Linked DNA regions of Mus musculus: region 2 is linked to region 1. A link is a loop called in an ENCODE intact Hi-C map of the cell type or tissue named here. Cell type or tissue: heart. All regions are shown on one strand. Each heading gives the region's core, and the rest is flanking DNA. Links, peaks and the distances in the headings are about the cores only.

Region 1 (5,814 bases), core at 923-4,922:
CTGGACCCGCCCTCGACCCGGGCTGTGCTTTGGTGTTCTTAAGTCGTGCCGCGTGCGCAACGGTAGTGACGCGTTTTACCCGGAGCATGGCGGATACCGGCTTGCGCCGCGTGGTTCCCAGCGACCTTTATCCCCTTGTGCTCAGATTTCTGCGGGATAGCCAACTCTCGGAGGTGGCCAGTAAATTTGCAAAAGCGACCGGCGCTGTGAGTCCTTGGTTTGGTCTGCGGGCCGGGGTGGGACGACTCTCCGAGCTAATCTAGGCCTTGTCGGCTTTAGAAGTTAAGGAGGCGAGGGCTGGGGTCTGTCAGTCCGTTGTCTGCCCAGCTTCTCTGCGGACCTTCCTCAGGCTGGAGGTCTCGGTGTCTCCTTCCACCATGTCTGACTAGCTAGCTCCGAGTATTACGGCTTTTACTTGGTGTGAGTTTTTGCAGCGGTGACAGGCATGGGTCCCTCGTGACCCAGGACATGTGGCGCTAGATCCCTCCGGGAGCATTGGGTTGGCGGTGCGTGGTTCTTCTGTACTTTTTGTTGGACTTACCCTTAATTGCAGTTTTACCTGAGACTCAAAGATTTTAGTAATGAAGGCTTGGATTCTATTTATACACTTGTTTGTTTTTACAAAAGAAGATGAGTGAGTGCAGGGATAAATTGCGAAGTAATGATAGCTAGGACTTCATATTGTATTTACTTATTTTTTTAAAAAGAAAAAAATGAATGAGTGTGGTGATAGGTTGCTTTCAGTATACTCTAGGAGTAGTGAGCGTCCGCCTGTGTTAAGTTGGCACTGAGCTTGGAGCTCCAGGTAGTGATGTTAGGCCAGGCTCTGCGGCTTTCTGCATGTATGATCCCAGCAGCCTTTTGTTTGAGACAAAGTTCATGTAGTCCTTGTGTAGTGGAGGATGGATATGAACTTCTGTACCTCTTGTCACAGCCTCTTCATGCTAAGTGCCTTACTGCCCTGCAGCACACTTTGTATACCATACTGGCCTTGAACTCAGCTCAGTCTCTGTCTACCAAGTGCTGGGATTAAAGGTGTATATCACCATGCTCAGCCCAATTTACAGCTTTTGAGTGAATGAGACTCACTGAGAGAAAAATGCACAAAGTAGTAACTCCATTGTAGGCACACAGGAACATGGGGTGAGTGACAGCTGTTATGTAAGAGCAAAATGTTTACTCTGCACCTTAAGAAAAGCTGTAGCGGGCTGGAGAGACGGCTCAGCAGTTACGACCACTGACTGCTCTTTTAGAGGTCCCGAGTTCAATTCTCAGCAACCAACCACATGGTGGCTCACAACCATCTGTAATGGGATCAGATGCCCATTCTTCTAGTGTGTCTGAAGACAGCAAAGATGAACTCACATAAATAAGGGGGAAAAAAAATGAAAGAAAAGCTGTAGTGTTCGTGGAAACACCTTGAAAGGCTGTAGGCCTTAGATCCTGGGACTCTTGGGTTATAGGCCACCAGATCTTTTGAGATAGGTTACTTCTTTGTAGCAAAATACAAAAAGGTGATTTTTGCCACAAAAGGAAAGATCAGGTCAGTCTCATAATAAGGGAGTTCTTTCAGCCGGGACAGCCTGACATGTGATCTGGTAATACATCCCCCAACCCCCCCCCCCAACTCCATGTGCTCTGAATTGATGGACCATCTAGCCAGTGCTCATTATTACTCTCCTCTTCTTCCCTCCCTCCTATTTTACTTTATTTTTTTGGTTTTTCGAGACAGGGTTTCTCTGTGTAGCCCTGGCTGTCCTGGAACTCAGTAGACCAGTCTGGCCTTGAACTCAGAAATCCGCCTGCCTCTGCCTCTGCCTTCCAAGTGCTGGGATTAAAGGTGTGTGTCACCACTGCTCGGCACCCTCCCTCCCTCCTTAAGGCAGGGTCTCTATGTTCTGGCTGTCCTTGAACTCACTATGTAGACCAAGCTGGCTTAAACTCCGATCTGCTTGCCTCTCCTTTCCATGTGCTAGAGTTAAAGGCGCGTGCCACCGTACCTCGCACCTTTCTGTTTGCTTACAGTTTATTCTGCACATTTGTGTTTTGCCTGCATGTCTGTCTGTGTGAGAGCTGCCATGTGAGTACTGGGAGTTGAACCTGGGTCTTCTGAAGGAGCAGACAGTGCTCTTAACCACTGAGCCACCTATCTAGCCCTGCCTTTCTGCCTTTAAAAGTCATTTAATTAGAAAAAAAAAAGTTAATAGTTAGAAATTATGAGGCCAGAGATGTCAGAAGCTCTGTATGTGGAGTTAACAGGTACTGTTGCGTCTCCTGTTCTGGGTGCTGGTAATGAACTCAGGTCCTCTGGGAGAGTAACATGCTCTCTCAGCGACTTAGCCATCTCTCCAGCCCTCAGCTAACGCTCTGTTATCAATTGGTACAACATTTCTAAGACTTTAAAAGATATGGAAAGGCACAGGGATATACCATAAAGTTTTCACGCTCAAAGTTAGGTGATATGTAAGCGTAATATTTTCCTCCTGAGTTATACAAGTAGGAAAAGTCTTAAGATGTAACATCCATTTTGAGTTAAGTAGGGAGATAGCATAACTTTTGAGACAAGGTCTCTTTACATAACCCTGGCTGTCTGGAACTCTGTATGTAGTCCAGGTGGGCCTTGAACTCACTGATCTGCCAGCCTCTTTCTTTGAAGTGCTGGGACCATGCCTGGCTGACAGATTACATTTGATCAAGGAGTAACAGAATCTGACCCAGAGGAGCATACTGCTTCCTTAGCCACGCCTCCTTTCTTACAGACACAGCAGGACGCCAATGCCTCGTCCCTCTTGGACATCTATAGCTTCTGGCTCAAGTAAGCTTTCCTGGTGCACTTGGGCTGTGTTCTCCCCTAGGTGGGTTGGGCTGGGCTGTGTTCCTTAGTTTGAGAAGGTCCTGATCCCTCAGAGGTCAGCCTTCTCTGCATCAGCAGGTCCACCAAAGCCCCAAAGGTGAAGTTACAGTCAAATGGACCAGTGACCAAGAAGGCTAAGAAAGAGACTTCATCCAGTGACAGCAGTGAGGACAGCAGTGAGGACGAGGACAAAAAAGCCCAGGGACTTCCCACACAGAAGGCTGGTAAGGCTTGTGAGGGGCGGGGGGCGGGGGGGGGGGAGGGCTCCAAAGAGACTGCCTGGCACCTGCCTGAGGGCGACTTCTCATGGGTACCTGCACTACTTCTACTCAGCCGCACAGGTCAAGCGAGCCAGTGTGCCTCAGCATGCTGGAAAGGCAGCAGCCAAAGCTTCAGAGAGCAGCAGTAGTGAAGAATCCAGTGAGGAAGAGGAAGAGGACAAAAAGAAAAAGCCTGTCCAGGTTTGTAGCCTCGGTTGTAAGGATGGCCTCAGAGGAGTAGTGGAGAAATGAAACAGGGTCGGGCGGGCGGTGGGGGCTGCTCCGCATTGCATGAATTCTGGGATGTGGAAGGGGAGGCTGAAGTTGAGGTCTCGAATGATGTGATCCAAGTGTAGACAGGATTCTCCTCTACCCAGGGACTTTGTGTTCTTTCAGGATACTGTGTAGGGCCCCAACAATACAAGTGTTTTGCTGGGAGCTGTTGACAAGATGATGTCAGGAACTGTTTTATCAAGCAGTTGGACTCTGTCTCAATATTCATATGTTGTATCTTTGAGTTTTTCTTGCCCTTTCAGTGGACTCCTAAAAGGATAAAGCTTCCAGGCCAGCCTGATCTACAGAGCAAGTTCTAGGACAGCCCAGGCTGTCTCAAAAAGGACTGTCTCAAAAAGGAAAAATAAATAAATAAATAAAAGCATTTTATTGTCTTTTGAGCACTCAGCTCTTGCTCATTGTCCTTATGTGTGTTTTGTTTGAGACAGAGTTACTCTGTGCAGCACTGGCTGCCCTGGAACTTTTGTGTTGAGCAGGCTGGCCTTAGACTCAGTTCTTTTCCTCCCACATGCTGGGATTACAGGTGTTTGCCACCATCTTTGTTCTCTTGTTTTAGCAGAAGGCAGCTAAGCCCCAAGCCAAGGCAGTCAGACCTCCTGCGAAGAAGGCAGAGAGCTCTGAGTCGGACTCAGACTCGGATTCGGACTCCAGCTCAGAGGAAGAAACACCACAGACCCAGAAGCCAAAGGCAGCTGTGGCAGCAAAAGCTCAGACTAAAGCCGAAGCCAAACCAGGTATGGGTTGCTGAGCTGCAGAACTCATCACTTCCCCTTAGCCAGGCATGGCTGCAGATGCCTGTGATCCCTGCTCTACCCCAGATGGGTGAGACGGAACTAAACCATACACCTGGGATTTGTTGTTTGAAACAGGGTTTTGCTAGCCCTTGGTTGTCCTGGATCTCCCAGGCTGGCCTCAAACTCAGAGATCCACTCACCTCTCCATGAACACCTTTGCCTCCCAAAGTGCCGAGATTAAAGGCATTTGTGTACCGCCATGCCCAGCTAAGCCTGGAAAGTTTCCTCAGACCCTGTCTCAAAGTTTTAGAGGGGAAAAATAAGGCCATGGATACACAAGGACATCCATTCTGTTTTTGTTTTTGTTTTCTTGAGACAGGGTTTCTCTGTGTAGCCCTGGCTGTCCTAGAACTCACTCTGTAGACCAGGCTGGCCTCGAATTCAGAAATCTGCCTGCCTATGCCTCCCAAGTGCTGGGATTAAAGGCATGCACCACCACCGCCCAGCTTTGGCTAGTTTTTTAAGATGCTTTTTCTATGTAGCCCTGGCTGTCCTGGAACTTCCTCTGTAGACTAGGGAGGCTCAGAGATTCACCTGCATCTGCCTCCCAAGTGCTAGGTTTAAAGCTGTGCCCCAACACCCCTGGCTAACTTTTATTTTTGATTGATGCTCTAAAGACCCAGGCTGGGCTTGGACTCAGTCCTCCTGCCTCTCCAAGGTTATATATATCATACATACTTATTTGTTTGTTGGGTAAGGTAATGTCTCACTTTAGTCTGGTGGTCTAGAACTGGTGATTCTCTTACCGCAGGCTCTGGAGGGCTGGGATTAATAGGCATTTCTTAGCTTAGCATGGATGTATGTACCTAAGCTAAGCTCAGCCTAGGGTTAGACCCCCAAACTCAACAGCCCACGAGTGCTCTCTTCTGCTTTTACGGCCGCTTTCCTCTTATGCTTTCACTCCACACAGCCGAGCTGGTTCGTTCCTCTGATGGATAGGGGCTGAAGAGAAAGGCATTTAAACTGTTTAGTGTGTGTGTGTGGTGACTCTTATCACTATATACCATCTAGGCATCTCACTCAGGTCATCCTTTACCTGCTAAGCCATCCCACCTGCCTTAAAATTATAGATACTCGTATAGTCCTGTGGGAACCAACAGGACTTTTTTTTTTTCTTTGAAGTTTCCCAACTTGTTTAGTATTGCTTTTGTTTCTCAGGTACACCAGCGAAAGCACAGCCTAAGGTAGCCAATGGCAAAGCAGCCGCCAGCAGCAGCAGCAGCAGCAGCAGCGATGACTCAGAGGAAGAGAAGAAGGCAGCTGCACCTCCCAAGAAGGTTAGGGCTGTAACTTTGTAGCAGGGATGCAGTTGAGGGGCTTCGGGGCGTGTGTTTCCTCTGTCAGGATTGTTTGGGAAGGCGCTTTCCTCTAATGTTAATTTTCTCTCCAATGAAGACTGTACCAAAAAAGCAAGTCGTGGCCAAGGCCCCAGTGAAAGTAGCTGCCGCCCCCACCCAGAAGAGCTCCAGCAGTGAGGATTCTTCCAGTGAAGAGGAGGAGGGACAGAGACAACCCATGAAGAAAAAAGCAGGTGATTGCACAGGGGCATCAGTGTCTGCAAACTGAGTCCTAGTGCACACAGCAGAACGAGAAGGAGGCCATAGTGCCTCAT
Region 2 (5,814 bases), core at 894-4,893, 250 kb after region 1:
ATTTCTGGGTTCTTTATCCTTGCTTCGTTTGATCCTGGTTAGGGAGCTTTCTCCCTAGAGCCTCGATTTGCCTGTCTTTAAAATGGACGGTCCTTCCTACCTTTGCTGATGTACCCAAACCCCTGATAAGGATGGGAAGCAGTTTTCGTTACGAAGCGGCTGAAATGTTTGCATAAGGGCACGCAATCATGTAGATAGGATGCAGCGGTCTTACAGTCTTTCGCATGCCCCACACCCACCTCAGATGTTGGAGGAAAATATTACGCCAGGGGTTCTCCAGAGAGGGACTTGGGCTTAGTATCTGGGGGTGCAGTGAAAGGGGAGCCTAGTGGTTGAGCTTTGGGAAGACAATGTCCCTACAATTAATCCAGGACCAGTCAAAGCAGTACGGCTAGTGGCCTGCACTGAGCAGGCAATTCCTCTCGGACTCTGGACCGCTGGAAAGCAGACCTGGCTGGTCCTATATAGTCCTTTGTCCTTAGGCAAAGAGCCGGACTACGCTGCCCTGAAGTGGAAAGAGATGGATGTCATGATTGTGCATTTCACAAGAAATGGCAGGTTTAAACAAGTGTGCTTGAGAGTAAAAGCCCTAGCGTCGCCCATTTAATCTAGTCTTTTGGCAGTTGCTTATTGAGCACCTAGTACATACCAGCTAGTTATAGTCTGGGCAGCCTCTCCCCCTTTTCTTTTTCCAAAGTCGCTTAAAGGCGACCAGAGGACAGAAGGAGGCACTGGGTAACCTAGGAGTCCTGGCTCCGCCCCTTCTGCCTTTGGCCTTGTCTGCTCCTCCCATCACCACTCAGAGGCGGCTACTGGCCCGCAACGGAGACCGAAAGCAGTGTTCGCTCGCCGCTACTCCAGCCTCGGGCTTCAAGCCCTGTAGCTGAGAAGACATCTAATGGTACATCACTGGTCCGTTCTGCCTCAGTTTCGGGATCCATCCGAAAAGCTTCCTGACAAGGATTCTCAGTGAGACCGCACTCGATTAAATCGGTCTGTCTCTTCCGACCAAGGAGGCGGGCTCGCCGCAGCCGCTTCAAGGCCAAAGCGAGTGGAGCTTACTGCGCACGCGCAGTAGACAGCGATGGAGCCACCAATGGAGCAGTCCGGAGGGGAGCAAGAACCAGGAGCTGTCAGGTACCGAGCACTGGAGGGGCCTAGGGAGGGAGGGCAGCCGAGTCTGGGCCGGACGCGGATCCCTCTTGCCAGCCGGGACTCTCGGGTATAACAGAAGGACTCGCACGTAACAGCGGCCCGGGGACGTCAACGCCGTTTTCCCCCTCAGGCTCCTGGACCTGCCCTGGGAAGACGTGCTGCTCCCGCACGTCCTGAACTGGGTCCCGCTGCGCCAGCTGCTCCGGCTGCAGCGCGTCAGTCGCGCCTTCCGGGCGCTCGTTCAGCTGCACTTGGCGAGGCTGCGCCGCTTCGACGCCGCTCAGGTGAGCCGGGGCCCGGAGCCACGCCCACGCCACGCCCCCGCGTGGGTACCACCGTCGCCCCGCCTCCAGGCCAGCCCCTGCTGCGCGGTAAACCCTTCCCGACCCCGGGTGAGACGTGGAGAATTCCAGAGGGCAGCGGCTCGGAGGGAGCTCGGTGTCCCTTCTGGGAGGGCAGGGGGCAAAGTCCCGAAGTTAGGCGGCTGCCAGGCAGTGGCCCGCCCCGGGGACAGACTTGAGTCTCCGTGTCTCCCGCCCGTAGGTGGGTCCACAGATTCCACGGGCGGCACTAGCCCGGCTACTGCGGGATGCTGAGGGGCTGCAGGAGCTGGCGCTGGCTCCGTGTCACGAATGGCTGTCGGACGAGGACCTGGTGCCGGTGCTGGCACGGAATCCACAGCTCCGGAGCGTAGCGCTGGCCGGCTGCGGCCAACTGAGTCGCCGAGCCCTGGGGGCGCTGGCTGAGGGCTGCCCGCGTCTGCAGCGCCTTTCCCTCGCTCACTGTGACTGGGTGGACGGGCTGGCACTGCGTGGCCTCGCTGACCGCTGCCCGGCTCTGGAGGAGCTAGACCTCACCGCCTGTCGTCAACTCAAGGACGAGGCCATCGTGTACCTGGCGCAGAGACGCGGCGCGGGCCTCCGCAGCCTCTCATTAGCAGTCAACGCCAATGTTGGGGACACTGCGGTTCAAGAGTTGGCTCGAAACTGCCCGCAGCTCGAGCACCTAGACCTCACCGGCTGCCTTCGGGTCGGAAGCGACGGTGTCAGGTGCCTGGGCATGGGGGCGGTACTGTAGGAAGTGGGCAGTCACTTTGGGGATAGGGAGGTGGGTTGTACTTGTCAAAGACCCATTAGAAAGACCTCTGGCATTTTTTAGGCTAGAAAGTGTACAATTAAAAACAAAACAAAACCAAAAACCAAAACCAAAACAACCCCCCCAAAAAAAAAACAAAAACAAAAAATAAACAGACTTGGGAGCCAAGATTGACACACTGAGAAATGTCACATAAAGTTGATTTCTGGCATTTCTGCAACAAGGTGGGTAATCTAGAAACACTGGAAGGAACTATGGATTGGTACTCTCTAAGAACCAGAAACCCCAAATGAGCCTGGAGTCTGTAATTCCTTCCTGGCCCCTTCCTTTAGGTACAGTAAAAAAGAGCAGACCCTGAGCTGGAGGGAAAGCTAGAACTTGCTGGAGCCAGCTGCGGGTTTAGAGGGCTGGCCCTCCAGACCGTGAGATTCAGCACCTAGCATCACCATACTCCTCCCTCAGGACACTGGCCGAGTACTGCCCGGCGCTGCGCTCTCTGCGGGTGCGGCACTGCCACCATGTGGCTGAACCGAGCCTGAGCCGCTTGCGGAAGCGTGGTGTGGACATCGACGTGGAACCACCCCTGCACCAGGCTCTGGTGCTACTCCAGGACATGGCAGGCTTCGCACCCTTTGTCAACCTACAGGTCTGACTAACTTTCCTTGGGGTGGGAGCACAGCTGGACTGTGTAGCCCGGGCTTGACCCTGAGCCATAGGGAAACTGAACTGTGGGGGCCTGTGGTTGACAGGCCTGTGAAATCCCCTGTCCCACCCTGGAATTTCAAATAAAGAGCTTTTTACCCCTTCTTGCGTGGTGCATAGGGGACGGGAAGCTGGGAACTAGTCAGAGAGACAGGTTTTTTCCCTGCCCTGGGGGCAGAAATGAGCAGAATGAGCATATACCTTCCTTGGACCACTTTTACTGTGCTCTTGAAGGAAGCCCCAAGAATAGAACACTAGAGCAAGGGCCTCCAGAAGGGACAGGGTGGATGGGAGGGTGTCTGCATCCCTCTGGGATCAGCAGTGCTCGGCAGGATCCAGCACTGTCTCAGTGGAAGCGGTACTTTCTGGCCGGCTTGAGGTTGATGTATGTGGCCTTCATCTCCTCGGCCTCAGGGTTCCGGACATCTTTGAATCGCTCTCCCTTGGTGCTCACTACTTGGTTGTCGATGTATCGGATCAGCTTCTTGGGGGCCTGTCAGGCAATCAAGCAATGAATGACGAAAACCAGGGCTTGGCACAGCTCATTCCACACCCCCCAGCTGCAGACCCCCTCTTACCTCCTTGGGAGCCATAGGTCGGTGAGTCTTCTGGTCCTCCGCCCTGTCCACCATCATGTACCTGCCAAACGGACTGGGTGAAGCTCCGGCCACCTGGAAGACCCTCCAAGGCCCTGCCCAGCCCAGACTTACTTCTGAAGGATGAAAGACTTCAAGTCATCCTTTTGGGGGCCTCTGAGACGCCTGGGCAAGTCCTGCAGAGACGGGAGACCTATGCTAAGCCCAGTGGTAACAACATGAGCAGAGATGAAGACAGGCAGGGTATGCACTTAGCAAGAAGGGCAGCGATGAGGACAGGCAGGCTGTGCACTTAGCAAGAAGGCCTAATGGAGCTGAGGTTACTAGGGCGGGGGGGGCTGAGAGAGGATACCTGACTTGGGCCGTCCCAGCCTGGAGGCCCCTCTTCCTTGCCCTCTACCAGCATGTGCACAGCTTCCTCCAAGTCCCCCCGAGCTTTGGCCAGCACCCACTGGGCCTGCTCCATAGAGCAGGTAGGGAAGACCTCCAGGAGCACATCGACTCCTGGCAGTTCTTCTGCCGCAGCTGCCTGTGGGCACAAAGGCCAACAGTCGGTTCCGCTTCTTCCCTTCCCACCCCGAGGCCCTTTGTGGGTCCTCTCGCAGTACCTCATCTAGGGTGTTCCCGGGAGCAGCGGGAGGCCTGCTCTCTTCTTCGAGCTTTTCAGCTTGCCTCGGGGTCTCTGGAAAAATGGGCACCTGACCTTGGACACAGGAGCTCTGTGGGTGCAGGTTCTCTTCAAGAGGCAGAGAGGGTATCGGATTTGGCAGGGCTCGGGCGGGGATGTGAATCCTCCAAATACCAGGTCCCCAAACTCACCTTTGTTCCTAGCATCGCTCAGCTGCACCGAGAGCTTCTGCATCATGTCTCCTATTATACCTCTGAAAGGGCAGAGAAGGTGGTGAGGGGGACCACTCTGCCCCAACCCCAGCCAGCCAGGCCCGCCCCCTCCTTTTTGCCCTACCCAAGCCTTACCTGGGGATGTGGGCAAAGCCAGGCACATAAGCCTCCATCATTTCAGTGAAGGCCTCCATATCAAAGTTCTCCTCTGATGGTCCTGAGGGGCCCAGGTCCTCCAGGACCCCAAGCACATAGGAGAAGATGACTTCATCCAAGCCACTGTAGGAAAGAACAAGTCCACAGGGCAGGACACTGGATGTGTGCAGCAGCCCGACCCAGCCTAAGACCTCACTCCACAGTTTCACTGGGGGTGGGGGATGGGGGCCTGAGTCAGCTCAGTCCTTGAGGCCCACTTCCTCCCAAGTCCTTCAGCTTAGTCCTCCATCAATACAGTGTAGGTGATAGACACAATATGAGCGATAAGACCATCTAAGCAAATACAAATCAACTCCCCAGAGCTGGAGAGATGGCTCAGGAGTTAAGAGCGCTGACTGTTCTTCAGAGGATCCAAGTTTAATTCCAGCACCCATGTGAAGTGGCTGCCTATACTGCCAGCTCTTGTGGTCTCCATGGGCACCTACATGCATACGTGCGCACGCGTTCACACTCTCACACACACATACACACACACACACACACACCATGGTTAAGAGTGCTCGCTGTTCTTGCAGGACTCAGTTCCCTCAGAAGAGGGCTGAATAGTTTCTAATCACCTTTTCATTGGCCAGCGCCCACAGTATTGTCTGGCAGCCGCCTCTCTGAACCTGGCCTGTCCCTTACCTGAGGTCTGCCTCTGGCAGGTGTGCCTGAACGAAGGTGAGGAGGGCTGAGCCGACGATCCTCTCCAACTCCATGCTGGGTCTTCTGAAGATACACAAGACAGAGTTGCCAAGTCTCTGGCCTGCCTCCACCCACTAGGCCATGGGGCAGCAGCCCCTGCTCTCCCTTCTGAGGCTGAACCAGCTGTTGATGTTTGTTGCCCTCCCAGCTCCTTCGAGCAGAGCCACTCCCGTGGCCACCCACTTCTACCTCCTTCAGCCCCAGACAGGGTCCAGCACTGTCTCTAGAAAGCTTCCAAAGGGAGTTGAGCCCACCCCCCATCTCCTGTGGGGAGAAGCTGAGGTCTTGGGGGTCACATGCTTCTGGCTAAGGAATCTCCTTACTGAAGGGGCTACTTGGCCCCCAACTCCAATCACAAAAGGCTCCATTGTCCAGCCCCGTAAAGAAGGAGGTCTCAGGACCAAGCGCAGCCCTTCCCCCATCCAGGATAGGCCACCCACTCTTTGCACAAAGGGACTTCTTTTTTTTGCTCCGGAGCTTATGTAAAGGAGAATCCTACATGGATTCTCTCCTCTTGCCAAATCCC

What was found. A loop is a pair of places that touch in the nucleus more often than their neighbours do. Peaks named below come from ENCODE experiments on the same cell type or tissue, not always from the same donor. Only the 100,000 strongest peaks of a DNase experiment are listed, where the experiment ranks them.
Region 2: a loop joins it to region 1, with 5 times the contacts of the local background. A loop is called at or near these places in 1 of 42 quality-filtered maps.

The regions. Positions count from the first base shown.
Region 1 is chr19:46,075,944-46,081,757 of GRCm38, forward strand. It overlaps Nolc1 (nucleolar and coiled-body phosphoprotein 1), which reads left to right. Exons shown (of 13, transcript NM_001039353.2): 1 at 1-206; 2 at 2,760-2,815; 3 at 2,933-3,078; 4 at 3,188-3,315; 5 at 3,965-4,142; 6 at 5,361-5,479; 7 at 5,598-5,733. The coding sequence starts at 87. Among named protein-coding and RNA genes, the nearest start is that of Nolc1, 3.0 kb to the left of the region's middle. In heart, for the core only: no CTCF peak of the experiment used is centred there; no DNase peak of the experiment used is centred there; H3K4me3 peaks cover 809 bases; H3K27ac peaks cover 41 bases.
Region 2 is chr19:46,327,390-46,333,203 of GRCm38, forward strand. It overlaps Fbxl15 (F-box and leucine-rich repeat protein 15), which reads left to right and starts at 795. Exons shown (of 4, transcript NM_133694.2): 1 at 795-1,137; 2 at 1,286-1,439; 3 at 1,699-2,204; 4 at 2,713-3,057. The coding sequence starts at 1,085. The coding sequence ends at 2,902. Cuedc2 (CUE domain containing 2) reads right to left here. Exons shown (of 9, transcript NM_001164291.1): 2 at 5,229-5,312; 3 at 4,524-4,667; 4 at 4,368-4,429; 5 at 4,157-4,284; 6 at 3,901-4,077; 7 at 3,663-3,724; 8 at 3,531-3,591; 9 at 2,423-3,445. The coding sequence starts at 5,302. The coding sequence ends at 3,299. It also overlaps a transcript of Psd not described here. In heart, for the core only: a CTCF peak has its summit at 2,769 (motif pointing left); DNase peaks (open chromatin) are centred at 1,062, 2,142, 2,772, 4,142 and 1 weaker place; H3K4me3 peaks cover 1,938 bases; H3K27ac peaks cover 1,246 bases.